Regions from separate parts of the Homo sapiens genome. Here region 2 is linked to region 1. A link is a loop called in an ENCODE intact Hi-C map of the cell type or tissue named here. Cell type or tissue: GM12878. All regions are shown on one strand. Region 1 overlaps GRIN2B (glutamate ionotropic receptor NMDA type subunit 2B). Region 2 overlaps GRIN2B (glutamate ionotropic receptor NMDA type subunit 2B).

Evidence for each region. A loop is a pair of places that touch in the nucleus more often than their neighbours do. Peaks named below come from ENCODE experiments on the same cell type or tissue, not always from the same donor. Only the 100,000 strongest peaks of a DNase experiment are listed, where the experiment ranks them.
Region 2: a loop joins it to region 1, with 4 times the contacts of the local background. A loop is called at or near these places in 2 of 110 quality-filtered maps.

What each region holds. Positions count from the first base shown.
Region 1 is chr12:13,658,160-13,666,159 of GRCh38, forward strand. All of the region lies in intron 5 of GRIN2B (glutamate ionotropic receptor NMDA type subunit 2B), which reads right to left. Among named protein-coding and RNA genes, the nearest start is that of LINC01559, 290 kb to the left of the region's middle. In GM12878, a CTCF peak has its summit at 3,323 (motif pointing left); a DNase peak (open chromatin) is centred at 3,212.
Region 2 is chr12:13,584,440-13,592,439 of GRCh38, forward strand. All of the region lies in intron 10 of GRIN2B (glutamate ionotropic receptor NMDA type subunit 2B), which reads right to left. All of the region lies in intron 1 of LOC105369668 (a long non-coding RNA gene), which reads left to right. Among named protein-coding and RNA genes, the nearest start is that of LINC01559, 210 kb to the left of the region's middle. In GM12878, no CTCF peak of the experiment used is centred here; DNase peaks (open chromatin) are centred at 4,282 and 7,812.

The sequences.
Region 1 (8,000 bases):
TTGTGCCATTGCACTCCAGCCTGGGCAACAAGAGCAAAACTCCATCTAAAAAAAAAAAAAGCTAAAAAGCCAACCCACACATTTATAATATAAAGATAAAAGGACTAAAATGATATAAATCAAAATATAAACAAATTATCTCTGGGTGGTTGAATTTGGGGTGGATTTTATTTTCTTCATGCTCTTCTCTAATTAACTTTTCCTTAATGAACGACTGCTATACTTTTGACATCAGACACAAATAACAAAATATCGTTACATAAAAGAGAAATGAAAACGAAACAGGATTCCTCAGATTCTGAAAAAGAGATCCTCATAATTAGATGGAATACATTTAAGACCACGGTTTAAGGTATTTTCCTTCTTTAGGATCTTACACTTAAGAAGAGTCTTTTAAGCGGCCAATAATTCAGCTGGAGAATAAAAACATAGATTTTGAAGAGCACAGATCCATCACTGAAGAACAATAAGAATTTATATTTGGGTAAAAATATTTGTGTCCATCTATTCCTTAAATTGTCAAGAAAAACCCTAATGCCTGAGTTTTAAACAATGAGTAAAAGAACAGAGCTACATTGTTCTGTGATTGCCTGGCATGGTCTGTTTTTGATGGGGTGGGGTCTTGTGAAGCATTTCTTCCCAATGATGCATGAATGAGAACCACCGAGAAGTCAGGCTTCATCCCCTCCTCTCCTCCTTAAAGTCCCCTGCCTTCACCTTGCTGTCAGGCTGTCCTGGCTCTACCAACCTCTTGGGTGGTGACTACTTCTCCCTTTCCTTTGCTGATTCCACTCTCTCCTCTTACCCTGTACCCACCCAGAGGCATGTCCTGTAGCCCATGTCCTTGGTCCTCTTCCCTCTCCTTCTGTTCTCGTTAGAAACTCATCTTCTCACTAGCCTTCAATTATCCCCTCCGTGGAGAACATCCCTCAGTCTGCATTCTTAGTGGTATCTTCACACCAGAACCACAAATTGACATTTCTACTTCCCTCCTGACTCAACAGTAACTCAGAATTAGAAATCCTAAAATTGAACCCATGAAACTGCTTCCCCGTCACTAATTTTGTTCCTTGTTTTGATGTCCCAGTGTCCCATAAATGTCCCATTTCCTGAAGTTCAATTCTTCAGTGGTCATTGTCTCATCTTTCCCAGTAGGTTACAGATTTATTCCACCTCTGCCATCACTCTCGCAGCCACCTCTGCTCCATGATTGTCCACATTCATTCAGGCCCAAGATGACTGCGGCATTCCTGCAGGCACCTAAGTTCCTACACCCCATCACAGCTGCTGGATGAATTTTTTGAAGAGAAGTCATAATCACATCACTCTCCCACTCACAAACATTTCATGGCTTCCGATTGCTTCTTGAGTTAATTCAAACTATCTTTGCTTCTAATGCTCTTTAAGCTCAATCTTTACTTAAAGATGTCTCTCTACCCCCTTATTTGTACCTATCACCTAGACAATTTTTTTAAAAAAAAACTCTTATTCAATAAACAAATATTGTACTTCACCTGTTACTCCCTCTGCCTGAAATATCATCCTCACTTCCAATATTACTCACCTCTAAAACCTTCCCTATCATTTAAAGCCTATCAATAAAATCATGTTCTTCTCAAAACCCTTCCTGATTCCCTTAACCAGATATGTAATTTCTTTTTATAAGCCCCTTTGTCTTATCATTTATTAGTTATCTATTGCTGTGTAAAAAGTTATAAAACTTAGTGGTATAAAGCACAAATATTGATTATCCCACAGTTTCTGTCGGTCAGCTTCCAGACACGCTTTAGCTGGGTCCTGTGGCTCAGGGCTGTATACAGGGCTGTATGGCAGCGGGCAGGCCCCAGTCCTCATCTGTTGCTACTCAGGGACATCAGTTCCTTGTCACTTGGGCAGGGTTGCTCACAGCGAGGTGGCTGGCTTCCCTTAGAGCAAGGGATGCAAGAGAGAGGGCCCCAATACAGAAGCTAGTCCTTTCATGTGCACATCTCAAAACTGACATCTCATCACTTCACTATTCTCTTCCAAATAATCAAGTTGCTAAATTTAGCCCATAACTGGGGGAGAGGACCACACACAGGCATGAATAACACGAAGTACAATCTTTGGGGGTCATCTTAGCGGCTGCCTACCACATCATATTCTTCCCTGCATCATACCTGTGTGATTTTCTTAACCCCTCTGTTAAAAGGGTACATTTCTTGAGAACAGGGTGTCTATTTACCTTTATATTTTCCTCTTAGCACCCAGCACAGAGTCCTTCATAGAAGAGCCCTTCAGTTTAGGTTTGTTGAATTGAACTGAAGCTAACTGATTGATAAAAGTGCTAACTCTGGATACAGGCAGCAAAAGCAATGCCTCCTTCTCGTGGACTTTGAGAATCTGCTTTCACATGAAAAGCAGAAACACCACTGGGGATCAGAGAAGAAGAGGTTCACTAGAGCTTTGTGGAGTAGAAAAATGCTATATGGTCAATGTTGTTCTATGAATATTAGGAAATTCCATTCTGAGATGAAGTGTTTCTAACTTCTGGGGTGGGATGAAGGGATCTAAAATCGCCAAAAAGAGACTAAGCACTTCCTTTGCATCCTTATTTAGCACTTGCACAATATAAAGATACACGTGTAATTATTGTCATTATTAACTTCCCTTCGCTTCTAGCCAGACTGTTCAAAGCCTCTTGAGTACGGCTCTTCTGCTTTGACAACTTCAACCTCATCTTTTCTTGACTCTGCTTTTCCTCCTCTCTCTCCACAGTTTAATCAGTATAGCATGACTTAAAATCATCAAGCTTTCTCTCTACACTTTTAGACTATATCACTCTGTTTTTAATTGCTGTCAGTTTTCCATTCTTACATTTAAGATGCAACATTCTGGCCCTGCCTTCATTTCTAATTTCAGTTTTTCCTATATTCACATGTTTCATTTACCCAGCCCCTTTCCTTCATTCTCCTAGTCCTCTAGCTGAGCTTTTTCTCTGTTGAAGCCTTCCTTTCTTTGCTAGGTAAATGCCCTTGGATCACTCCAATTCTCTGTAAAGCTCATGCCTGTGAAGCCATTCCGGGTGTTCCTTCAGTTAGGATTATTTGTTACTCTGCCAAGAAAAAAGACAAATGCACACTCCTCATGTGCCTAAAACCTTTAAATGCATTAAAAGTCGATATTTCTGTATTTCATTGTCTGACAAACAGAAAACCCCCTTCAGACAAGTAGTGCCTTTTGCCTTCTACACTTCCAGGGTACATCTGGAGATTCCGTGCAACACAGAACTGTAATTGCTCCGTGTGCTTGCATTTCCAAGGCAGTGCTCAGAATTCGCAGCTGCCCCCTAGAGACTCCAAGGTAAACTGCAGGAGCAATCAAAAGGCTGTGTCAGCTCCATAAATGCCCAATCCCTTAATCCTAAATCTACCCATTTCTAAGGTATCCATTTTAGATTTTAAGCAGGGAATGACTCTTTTTCGAACTCATCCGTGTTCTAGGAGTTGCAAACTCCAGTGTCTGCAGGGGCTAGGTAGATAATTAATGAAAGAGGTGGGACACTTGCAGGGGGCTGAGATGAACTGGACAGCATGTATTCCAACCAAAGGCGGCCCCGCAGAATGTGAACGCAGTGTTGCCCATCTTCTGATTTTTCAGGAAATCCAGAATCTGGAGTTCTATGGGAATCTGAATTTTTAAATTTTAGAAACCAATTTAATCTTTAAATATACCTTTTAGGCCGTATAGAACATGTCGATGGCCCAAAAGTAGTCTGTTGACTGCCAGTTTATGACCTTTCCTATACACCCTCACCAGGTCCCATGTTGTGTCACATTCGATGGTACAGGGTCAACTGGAGACAAGGAAGTGAAGTAATTTCCGTAACAGCTGTGAAAGAAAGCCAAAAGATGCCATGCTCACTTAGAACAGTAGGCTAGAGTAGGTAACTCACTAAATGCAGTTCTTATTAAACAATGAAGGTTAATGCTTCTTGATTTTTTGGAAAAATCAAGCATAAATATTGTAATGTTCATAGCCTGATGTGACAGATTATATAAATCCATACCCATTCTCTAAAATCTAGCAGCGAGAAAAAAATGGGAGATAAAATACTACTCATATTTCTCCTGTGGCCTCAAAGTGGGCCTGTAGCCTCAACACAGAATCTGTATACAATTTAGGCAGAGGACTTGTGGACATAATTTGGAAAGTTCTTACATAAGTTGCTAGTGAAATTTCTTATGACAGCTGCTGAACATACTCTGAAGAAATTTAACTAGCAACTTATTTAAAATGATAAATCTATCAAAAGCCCCTTTGAGACTGGCCTTAAGAGTCTGACAGCCACTGCACCCTGTCTTACCACCTTAAGCGTATATGGCACTATCTGAAATGATCATATGTATTGATTTGTTTATATGTTTGTTGTCTGGCCCCACTCACCAAGACACAGGCTCCTTGAGGAAGGGAACTTGTTGGTCTTGTTCAATACTGTTTCCCCAGCACCTAGAATAGTGCCCAGCCCTTAGTAGGGGCTCGGGAAAATATTCGCCAAATGCATAAACCCAATCGGCCTCGTGTCAGGGAATGTCTTGAGCAACTACATGAAGATATCAGGTAATTAAGAATCTTCTGGAGTGAGTAGGGCAGGCTTTAACTTTTTCTTACTGGGCTACTGGCTCTGTCCTCCACTTTATGAAAGGATAAAGATTCAGTTTTATTATAAAATTAATGGCTGGAAAATAAAATGAGAACAGAGAACAATGACAGAGTGGCAGCCTTAAATATCTATTAAGCAGATACTTCTCCTTGTGAAAAGGAAATGTCTGTGATCAGCGGCCCTTATGTTTTATAGGTCAAAACTCAGATTACTGGGCCTCATCCCTAGAGCTTCTGGTGTAGAAGCTGAGAATCTGTACTTCTAGTAGGTTCCCCGGTGATGCTAATGCTGTTGGTCCAGGGGCCACACTTTGAGAACCTCTGATGTAAACTGTGAAACGCTATTCAGTTGTCTGTTGTTAAGACCATTCACCACTCCCCTCACCTACCATTTCACCGCCATCCCCTTTATGTTCAACTATGACTAACCATGACTATGGGCATGTCTTTTGACATTAAACCACTTTCCCTTGCAGAAGGAATTTTTTTTAATGGTTATGAGCTAATCTATCTGCTGCAGAATAAGGAAGACATAAAGGGAAAATTGGCAATTCTTTAAGATCAACCACAACATGGTGGTTTATTACAGTGAAACAACACCCAAGTAGATCAAATAGCACAAGGACACACTATAAGGTTTCATAAACTGTGATTATTGCTTAATGTGTTTTGGTTGTAATTTAATGGTTACTGAGAACCCACAATGTGCTATATCAAAACTGAGGGGTTTCTAATTGCCTGATTTCTGAGTGATAGGCCCAGCATGGGCTGCTGTGCTATGCTGTAGACTTTGTCAGTATTTTATTATTAATTAAGACTCACCTTTTAAAAATCCCTGTGCAAAAAGTCATTTTAGAATGAAGGAAAAAAGCTTGCTCATTTCAAATTTATAACTAGGCACATCAAAAATCTATATACTGTTTTCTAGTTTCTTCCTGTTAGTGACTAAGGCCAAAACCCAACTAGTTTGTGTGTGTCTTTGTGTAGTTAAGTATGGTCAATTTTTCCATTTTCCTGTTTTCTAGAATCTAATTTCATTTGTATTATCATTGGTTTAAAATGTGTTCAAGTAAAATGATAGTGAACACGAGAGTAGCACTTGCTACATGTCAGATATTGTGCTAAGAATTTTACATGAATTATAATTTTAGTTTTAACAAAATTAAAACTTTACAGTTTGAGGTAGGTGCTATTATAATCCCCATTTTACAGATGAAGAAACAAAGGCACAGAAAGGGGGAATAATATTTATTTAAATTTATTTAGATAAATCACTGCACTGGGCAGAGGTGACCAAAATATGGTTTCTCTTGGTTTTTGAACTGTGTGTCAAAAGACAAGTTCAAGAATCCAAGGTCAAGAGAAAAGCATAAGACAGGGCTTAAGGCATAAAAGCACAAGAGGTGCTGGAGAATAGTTAGTTGCAATTATTGGGCATGGAGGCTGAATGCAGAGAGGTGAGGAGGGAAAAGGAAGGGAAGGTGGGTCAACCTCAAACACCATGATTTTGGGGCTGGGGTGGGGGAGAAGAACACTTTGCCCTGTGGAAATGTTTCCCAAATTTCATTCATTCAAGTAGTACTGTAACAATTTTGCCACATCTGTATACCACCTATACTAATTTTTGAAATAATCTTTAAGAATATATGTATCAAAAAATTCGTATCATTACTATAAATGTAAGTTGTGCCACTTCCCAAAAGTAGAAGATAACTATAAAAATAGATGATTATTTAAACAAAAAAATACTCATCCCTTCTGAATTAACTCAAATACTACAGTTGAAATTCACAGCCACATGTGAGGAAACACTGATGCAGCAATGATGAATTTGAAGATCAGTGTTCTTATTGTTGAATTTTATTCCTACTTTTTCTTTCTTATACTTTTTTTTAACTTAATTGAGTTTAATTTATCTCATTTTATGTAAGATCTCAAAACTCCTCTCCCTTAGCTAGTTGAGTTCATAAAATATTTGGTTGCTTGTGTTTCAAATAAAGCAGTTAAATTTTCATGTTACTGTCCCACTAAGGTTTAAGAGCTGTTTTTGTAGGTCAGCTATTTTAAATTCCCCTCAGTGTTTTGACATTTCTCTGCACCTCCAACAGATGTCTGATCAATGGGGCTGCAGGGATACGGTGCCACTGCCATGATGGTTGATTTTAGAAAAGCTTTTAATTCAGAAGATGACTATTTCCTCGAAAATCCCTTCCATGCAATGAGGACCTAGACAGCTGTTTCTGTAGGTAGTTATGGCCTTTGTAATTCAAAGAAACATGTTCTTTCCTCACAGTTTGAGGAGATAGGTTCTGAGTTCCTAACTGAAAAGAGAGGGTGTGTGTGTGTTTGTGTGTGTGTGTGTGTGTTTGTGTGTGTGTGTGTGTGTGTGTGATAACAGGAATTATAAGTATAGAAAGATACAAGAAAGCTTTCTCCCCCCTTTATCTTTCTTTCCCTCTCTCCTTTCCTTCCTTTCTTCCTTCTATTTTTGCTAATCACAGAAAAATGTTACACTGAAATAGCCAGTCACAGTCTGGGCTAACCAGCCTCCACACCTCCAGCTCCACCCCAGATGCTGGACCATTTCTTAACACGTAGTTTTAAAACTCAAGTAGCAGGGTCTGCACATTTCTATAGTGTGACTTGTCCTCTTGTCTATGAATTTATCCCCATTGACATTGCTACATTTGGATCCCATTAGTCTAGTTGTACTCTTATACTCCATGTATTGAGGCAAAAAGCACACTGGACACAAACGGAGCTAGATGTAAATGTCTACACCCAGCTCTGCCACTCCTTAGCTATGTGACTTTGGGAAAATCATGTGACCTCTGATCCTCAATTTACTTACATGTACAAGTATTTCTCAACATTTTAATAGGAATCAAAATGGGATCATATATGCTAAATTTGTCCATTAATAACATTGCTAATAACATGTTACATAAAAGTCAGATGTATTCATGGCCAAATCTTCCTAATGTCCCTTAATTCCAGGCTAGACTGTCTGATCATTTATATGTCTTTCCCAGATCCTATAGGGAAAATGGAATTTTGTGTTCACTTTTCTATAAAGAGAATGCTGAGGTGCCTTAAATATTCACTATGAATTTTACCTCAAAGGGAATATTCTGTTCCTTTGCCAGCAAACTTCCTTTCCTATGGGATGAATGAAGAAAAACGAGTACATATTATTTCAGGAAGAGTCAAAGATGATGACCTCAGAAGACATCTGACAGCAAACGCTTGAGCTAGAAAAACATGGAAAGGCATCCACCAGAAGTTTGGTGTGAGCAGGAATGTGGTGTGCACCTGGAGAATAGGGCAGTGGAGCACGGGCTTCTTTCCCCTCGAGGTCC
Region 2 (8,000 bases), 74 kb before region 1:
GAATGAATTGAATCGCACATGTGGATATATTTATTATATGAAAAACTCCATTCAAAGTGCACTATTTAGCTGTTGATACATTATCATGCAACACACAGTTGAGCATTAACATTCCTCAGATCTAGGGCAAGCCTAGCATCTCTGGTGAATAAGGAGTTAATGTGTCCTAATGCCAGTCAAGGACATCTTTCCTGGCACTTTCTCCATTTTTCCTTCACAAAATATATCAGATCTGAAATCCCGCAAGAGCCTGTCAGACTTAGGACTTGACAATGCATATGAATATTTCTTTGGCACCAAAAATGTGACAGAGTTAGAGATGATTATGATAACATGGAGATGAAGTGAAACAGAGGCATAAGGACAGAGGCATTTGAGTTTTATCCTTAAGTCATCCTGTGTGTGACAGGTGGCCTTCGTTGAGCTCCTTCAACCTATTCTTACACAAGATTGTTACAAAGAGGTGTTATTACTGTCCACTGCACTCTACCTCACAGACCAACTTGGGAGGGTACAAGGGATTGTTCCAGATATTTTATAAAAGCTGTGGGTGCTAGCAAAGAGAAATGGCCTTTAAAGAAGCTTTCAAGTAAAGAAGACAGATGGATTCACCATGGAAACTGGGATTCTGAAGTTGTACCAGGAGCTTCAGCAGCTCATAAAATTTTGGAGGAGATAAAGAAGATAAAGAAGACTACCAAGATTTCCACATGCAAGATTCCCAATGAATTTAGGGTTCTCCAGTTATTAGCACAATCACCTGAGGTTCTAATACGGTATCAGCATCTTCAGAGTCATGAAGCTGGGGTGGGGCGGAAATGTCAAAGACCTCCGCCAGGCGGAGGCCAGGGTGAGTGAGGATCCAGTGACAGGCAAGGCAGGGGGACAGGTGTGTCTCTGCCCTCCTGGCAATCAATCAGATCTGTCAGTTCCAAATTGAGGCACGGAAATGCCAGCATGTGTACTTACTGTCACATTGTGACCCACTTACAGCCCAGCAGAGCTTCTTCCTTTGGTCAATAAAGTCAGCCCTATGCGAGGGACACTCCGGTTTATGGAATGTTAGTATTGGGATGCAGCCTGGCGATCCCACCACGCACACTGCATGCCCCTCGGGGTTCACAACGGACCATCACAGGAGAGGACTCGAACAATCCTTTGGTAAAGAAACTTATGTAACCCTGACACAGCATTTCCCCAAACTTATTTTCCCATGGATTTCTTTTTCTCAAGAATAGCCATTATGTTTCCCAGAACACTCATAGGCTATGAAACAGTTTGAGAAATGCCAGTTGAGCAACTTTCTGCCTGTACAGAGGAGGAAACAGAGGCCTGGGAAATTCATTACCTATCGAAGACCAAACAGCCATTGTCTGCTTCTGTCTCCATCTCTTTTGTTTTTAATTTAGTCTCCACACATGTATTGAGTACCTACTCTGCACCAGGAGCTGCCCTGAACAGTCGACAGCAAGATACGGCAGACATTTCCATGTCTCAGGCTTTTAGGACTAATGGGATGCCAGTGTACTTCAGTTGTCCTTAATGGACCTCCAATTATAATGCAAACATAATTATTATAAGGTGACTGCTACAAAAGTGAAATATCAATAACCATGTTGGTAGAAAAATGAAGTTCAATTTTTCCAGTTGACTAAGGGTTAAGCCAAAAAACTTACTTTCAACCCTTTTGATGAAAATCATTCTAAACTATAGTCATTCAAACATATTCAGTGAGCATCTGCTATGTGTCATGATACAGGGAGGTAAATGATATACAGAAATTAAGACACAAAAGACCATACATGGTTTAGGACATTATGTTTACTATGTACTTATTCCAGGAATATCCTAGAAACTGTCATTACTTTTAATAATTTCTTTATATAAGCTTTCTTTGTTATCATTATATCTTTTCCCCTCTAAAAGTGGCAAGGGGACATAGTTATTTTAGGGTTGGTTACTTTTTGTTACAGAAGCGATATTTTCCTATGAAAATAGAAAGTTCTCAGCAAACACTTGGCTGACTGGGAAGCCGATGCCTCACCATTCAAAGAACAGGGCAGGCTTAACACATGCATACAAGGAGGGGACTCCTGTGCCTGTCTCACACAGGAGCCGAGGAATAATCAGGGGCTTTGAAGAAGTCATTGCCAAATAGGTCCTGAAAGAACTTTATAATTTAAGATCCGACAAGCCACATAGCAGCACAGTTGGAGACCTCACTTACTCAGTTCTCTTCTGAAATACCTGCCCGATTTAGATGGTGTGACAGGCATAGAAACCACAAGGTGAGAAAATTCTATCTGGGATTCTAAATGTCAAATATTTCTTATCTACATTACCCTCTCTTCCTTCCCCCTCAACCATTGGTCATGAAACTATCTTTCACTGTTCTCAAATTCACATGGCTAATAAAGAGTGAAAAGTACTGCCTTATGCTGTGGACACTATATGAATTACATAACTGTCTTCTTATTCATTCATTCATTGACTAGTTGGTTAATTAATTCATCTATTAATATGTGAGCACCTATATGTACGAGACCCTATTTTAATTACTGCAGATCCATTAGTGAACAAAACAGACAAATTCTTGCCTTCATTGAGTTTACAGTCTAGTATGAAGAGACAATTAAATATTATAAATATGTTAAATATTAATATATCACACCATACAACATATAAATTCTATTAACATATAAAAAGATGGAAGGACAGAGAAGAGTAAACTTTCTTTAGATCCTCTTCCAAATTTTAGATCAGATACTCATCTGGTGGCCTGAACTTAGACTGGTCATTCCCTGGAAACCCTTGTCTTTAACAATATACCACTCGTAAGCATCTTCCTCTCTGAGTCTAGCCCCACTAGCCTGATGTACATTTTCTTTTCTTTTCTTTTTATTTCTTTTTTTTTTTTTTGTATTGTTTTTGTTTTTGAGATAGGGTCTTGCTCTGTTGCCCAGGCTGGAGTGCAGTGGCACAATCACAGCTCACTGAAGCCTTAACCTGGGCTCAAGCGATCTTCCCACCTCAGCCTCCCAAGTAGCTGGGACTACAGGTGCTTTCCACCATGCCCAGCTAATTTTTAATTTTTTTGTAAAGACAGATATTTGTCTTGTTGCCCAGCCTGGTCTCAAACTCCTGGGCTCAAGTGATCTTCTCACCTCAACCTCCCAAAGTGCTGGGATTATAGGCATGAGCCACCACACCCAGCTGAATTTTCAGAAGAACAACTTCGAGTTTATGTCGGAAAAACATATTAACATTTATTTTTTCCACTTAAAATCAGAAGTCCTGTTTCATCCCAGGCTTGGAGCAGACACTTTTTCTAGAGTAAGCAAATGGGCTGAAGAAATAGTATTACTGGTATAATAGCTTGCCTTTGATTTGTAACAGATATTTGGGGAAATATTCTCGATGAGTCAATTTCACACCTGTTTGGTTGGTGCAAAAGTAATTGTGGTTTTTGCCATTAAAAGTAATTATTTTTTAATGACAAAACCGAATGGCAAAAACCGCGATTACTTTTGCACCAGCCTTAATATAGTTTAAACATGCAAATTAGAGGGAAACAGACTCACTAATTGGGATACTTCCTCACCTACCTAGTGGGAAGTTACTCACAAATGGTCTTATTGAACTCCATGATAATTCTATCATGAGACCAGGCCACTGAATCCTTTTCATGGTCTGAAATGTGCATCTCATGTTCTCTTTGTCAATGGATTACAGAGAAGGTAGCCTACTTCAAAATTCTTGAAATTCCAAGGCAGGAGCTAATTAACAAATGGAAAATGTTTCTAACCTACAGCAAAGAATGCTGTAAAATAAAACGTTTCTCTTTCAAATAAGAGGCTCCATCACTAGGCAGGTGAGATACTTAGTGAAAGGATAGACATGACCAGTTGTTGGGAGTGTGGGGCAACTTATTAAACACACAGGGAAGGGTCTTGTTTTCTTTAATAACTTAAGTGACAGGATGAAAAAACCTGCTCTTTAAACCTGCTGTAGGCATCAAATTGGATTGGATGGATGGCTACTTGAGAAATAGAATTAAACATCAAAACAGTAAGTCTGGCCTGACAAAAGAAGATATTAAAAGGATGAAGTTAAATTAGGAAGCATACAAAATAATTCTTACAGGATGTAAAACCACACTGCACTAGAACTAGAAGGGACAGGAACAGGCTTTGTCAAATGCATGCTCAAGAAAAATCATGCAGTTCTACCTGACCACATACTGCATGCATACATAATGCAGTGCTGCTTTTTTAAAATAAAGAGCCTGTCACTGGACGCTAAAGAGCAATATGTGGAATGGATGTGGTCAGGCTGCGTTATACACCAGTAGGAGGGCTTCTGACCACCGTGTGTTCTCTTCCATAACTCACAGCAGAAGGTTCAGAAATGATTAAAAGTGAGGGGAGCAAGTCTTCTTGTAAAAGATTAAGACTATATTTAGCCTTGAAAGGAGCAAAAGAGGAAATTCCTCTGTTGTATTTACCATCCTATTTTTTAAGAACGAAGTGTCTGCCTCCCTCACTAGACTCTGAGAGTAGGGCTGTTTCAGCATATCTCCAACGTCTCACAAGGTAGGGTTTCCATGACATTTTGGGACATACTTATACTAAAATCATATTCACAATTTACCTGAAATTCACATTTAACTCGGTGTCCTGTATTCTTATTTGCTAAATCTGTTAGCTCTATTCAAAGATTAACTAGTAACTATTCAATAACGATTAAGCTAATTGTTGTTATATACTAGGTATTATTTTAAATGCAGAGGATATAGTAACTTTTAAAAGCCAGGTAGATGATACAACAGAGGCTTTAGTTAATTCAAAGAAATGAGGACAGGAGCAGGATTTTGGTAACAGGTAGAATCCAAGTTGAACAAGGGGCTTACAAGGTGATTGAGGGTGGCAGTTTCTAGAGACTTTGAGATAACAAAACAGAGCTACTGATCTTTTCTATTCTGAGGGCCTCTAGGCCTTAGCTATAGGCAGTCTGGCAGATGCTAAGGACTCCTGAGATAGACTAGGTGGTTGGACACTAACCTTAGTACCAACAAAAAGATCAGAGATTATGTTTATGCAGAGCTGTTCTGATTTTCCTGTACTCTATTCCAGTAAGTGCTATGTAGTATTTAGAATCTATCTGATGAATGAATAAATGAAAAGTAGGCGGTGAGACTGAAAAGCAATGAAACTGACTTGTATCCCTCATTTAGAGAACATCATTACATTCTACTTGCAACTAACAGATACACAGGATAAGTCACATTAATAGCTAGTATGCTTTAAGAATGAATTTGCCAGGAAAAACCCTATGTGGTATAGAGGTTGGAAGACAAGCTCTCTGGGCTGGGAATGGAGAAGAGGAGCTTCAGGAACTAAAACCACTGGGACTCGGCCTCTCCCAAACTCACATCTAACTTGAAATTACTATGAATTTTCCAAATGGCAAGGGGCCTTCAGAGAGAGTATTTCCTTTAATAGTGGACAGATTATGATAGACTATCAACTATGGCAATAAAAACAACTTTATTGCTAAACACAGTAGTCAAAATGGGTATTAATTAAAAACTTAGAAATGTTATAAATTATCTGGCTGCATCAATAATTTGCAATGAAACTAAGGCTCTTCTCTAAGTCTCTGAGAGAGCTTGAAGTAGAATAAATTAGGTTTACTTTTTCTGAGTGTCTGAAGGAACAGAAAATTCTTTGGCAATATATGCCATGCAAGCAGGGAAGGCCTTAAGAAAGACCTAGTTTTTAAATTTTTATTTATTTATTTTATTTTAAGTTCTGGGATACATGTGTAGAACGTGCAGGTTTGTTACATAGGTATACACGTACCACGGTGGTTTGCTCCACCTATCAATTCCCCATCTAGGTTTTAAGCCCCGCATGCATTAGGTATTTTTCCTAATGCTCTCCCTCCCCTAGCCCCCCACTCCCGACAGGTGCTGGTGTGTGATGTTCCCCTCCCTGTGTCCATGTGTTCTCATTGCTTAATTCCTACTTATGAATGAGAACACGTGGTGTTTGGTTTTCTGTTCCTGTGTTAGTTTCTCACTAGTTTGTTGAGAATGATGGCTTCCAGCTTTATCCATGTCCCTGCAAAGGACATGAACTCATTTTTTTTATGGCTGCATAGTATTCCATGGTGTGTAAGTGCCACATTTTCTTTATCCAGTCTATCATTGATGGGCATTTAGGTTGGTTCCAAGTCTTTGCTATTGTAAATAGTGCTGCAATAAACATATGTGTGCATGTGTCTTTATAGTAGAATGATTTATAATCCTTTGGGCATATACCCGGCAATGGAATTGCTGGGGAAAGACCAGTTTTATAATTTGCCCACTCCTGTGAGAAACCATTTCCTTGGGGTAGAGCCCAGTAGTCAGGTGGAATCATAGTTGAAGCTCACTCTTGAAGTCATTGTTTTCTACCACAGAGATGGGCAAAAGACACAGATTCAGAAATGCTCACTGAGCCCTTACTATGTGCCTAGGAGGATGCTGGGAGCATGCTTTCAAAAGACCCACAAGGTTGGCTGCAAAGAGGTACTAGGCACCTCTTGTCTGAGAGGGCCATGAAGATGCTCTTCATCCAGGCATCCTCGGAGCCAGAGCTAGTTTCAAGGGGTCTAAGCACTGCAACTCGCCTGCTGCCCCTTCCACATCTTTTTTAGCCCTGACGTTTGACCTTCCCTCCACCAGCCCTCCTACTCCCACCTCAAAATCTCACTGAAACAAGTGAGTGCCTGGGGCAAGCAGGGTGGAAGGAGGGCTGAGTGGTGGGCTCTTGGGTGTATTTGTAGCAGTTTGTGGCTTTCAGGGCACATGTTAATCATCTGCTAGAAACAGCGTGGGCTTTGTGAGCTGGGTTTAGGAGCGAACCCTGGGTGGATGTAGGACGTGACCACTAATATTTATTGAGGATTTAGCATGCTTGAGGCACTCTTCTAAGCTTTACAAAGAGTAACTCTTTCATCAGCACAGCAGCTATAAAGTAGGTAACATTTTAATCCCCATTCTACACATTAGGAAACTGAGGCATGAGAAGGGTTTAGGAACCTAGCCAGATCACATAGCTTCTTGTCTTAGTTTTCTCTACTGCACAGTAGAGGTAGCATCTACCTAAAAGTGGGAGATGGCAAATGAGTCAAAGAATGTAAAGCATCTAGCCTGGAGAATGCCACCCAGCAGTCACTAATGACAGGTATGCTCTCTGAGACTGTAACTATTGATGTGGTTTCATGTGATTACCATGAATGAGGGCCATGGTTGCTAATATTGCAAAAGAACACATAATACAAAGGTTAATATATTTTTGGCTTTGGACTGCAATTTTCAATAGGCAGACTCCAACCTATGAACACATTGTCCTCAATAGTTCATTTATAAATCAGCTGCTCACAAACAGAAATATGCTGCCCCCAAGAAACAATACTATAAGTGGTTGGCTCATTAAAGCCAATTTAATCCAAAAGAGAGCAGAACTTTTGTGTTAATATTATTAGCTTATGTTCTTGGAACATTTACTCATTTAATAAACTTCTACAATGTACCAGGTACTGTCTCAGGAGCTGGAAAGACATAATTATTGAAAGCATGTCTCTTGCCTCAAGGAGCTTATGATTCAGTGAAGGAAATGAGCACTTGCTCAATGATTCTAGTGGAGGGTGACGGGTGTGTTTGGGCCATTGTAGGAGGACAGGGGTGGGTGTCTGGGGTGTGGAGTCTTGATAAGTTGATAGAAACAAGAAAGAGGCCCTCGCTGGCAGGAACAGGAATGAGGGTAGAAGAGAGCCATTGTTCTAAGAAGTGGCTAACAAGCTATTGTTGTAAGAAATGGCTAACCACAAACATCCTGTTCCCAAATACCTCCTTCCAAACAGCCCCAGCAGCATGAACCTATCTGCAGTAGCCTTTCCAGCATGACCCTATAAAACTCCCCTCCATCCCCTGCATCTTGGCAGACAGGCTTCTC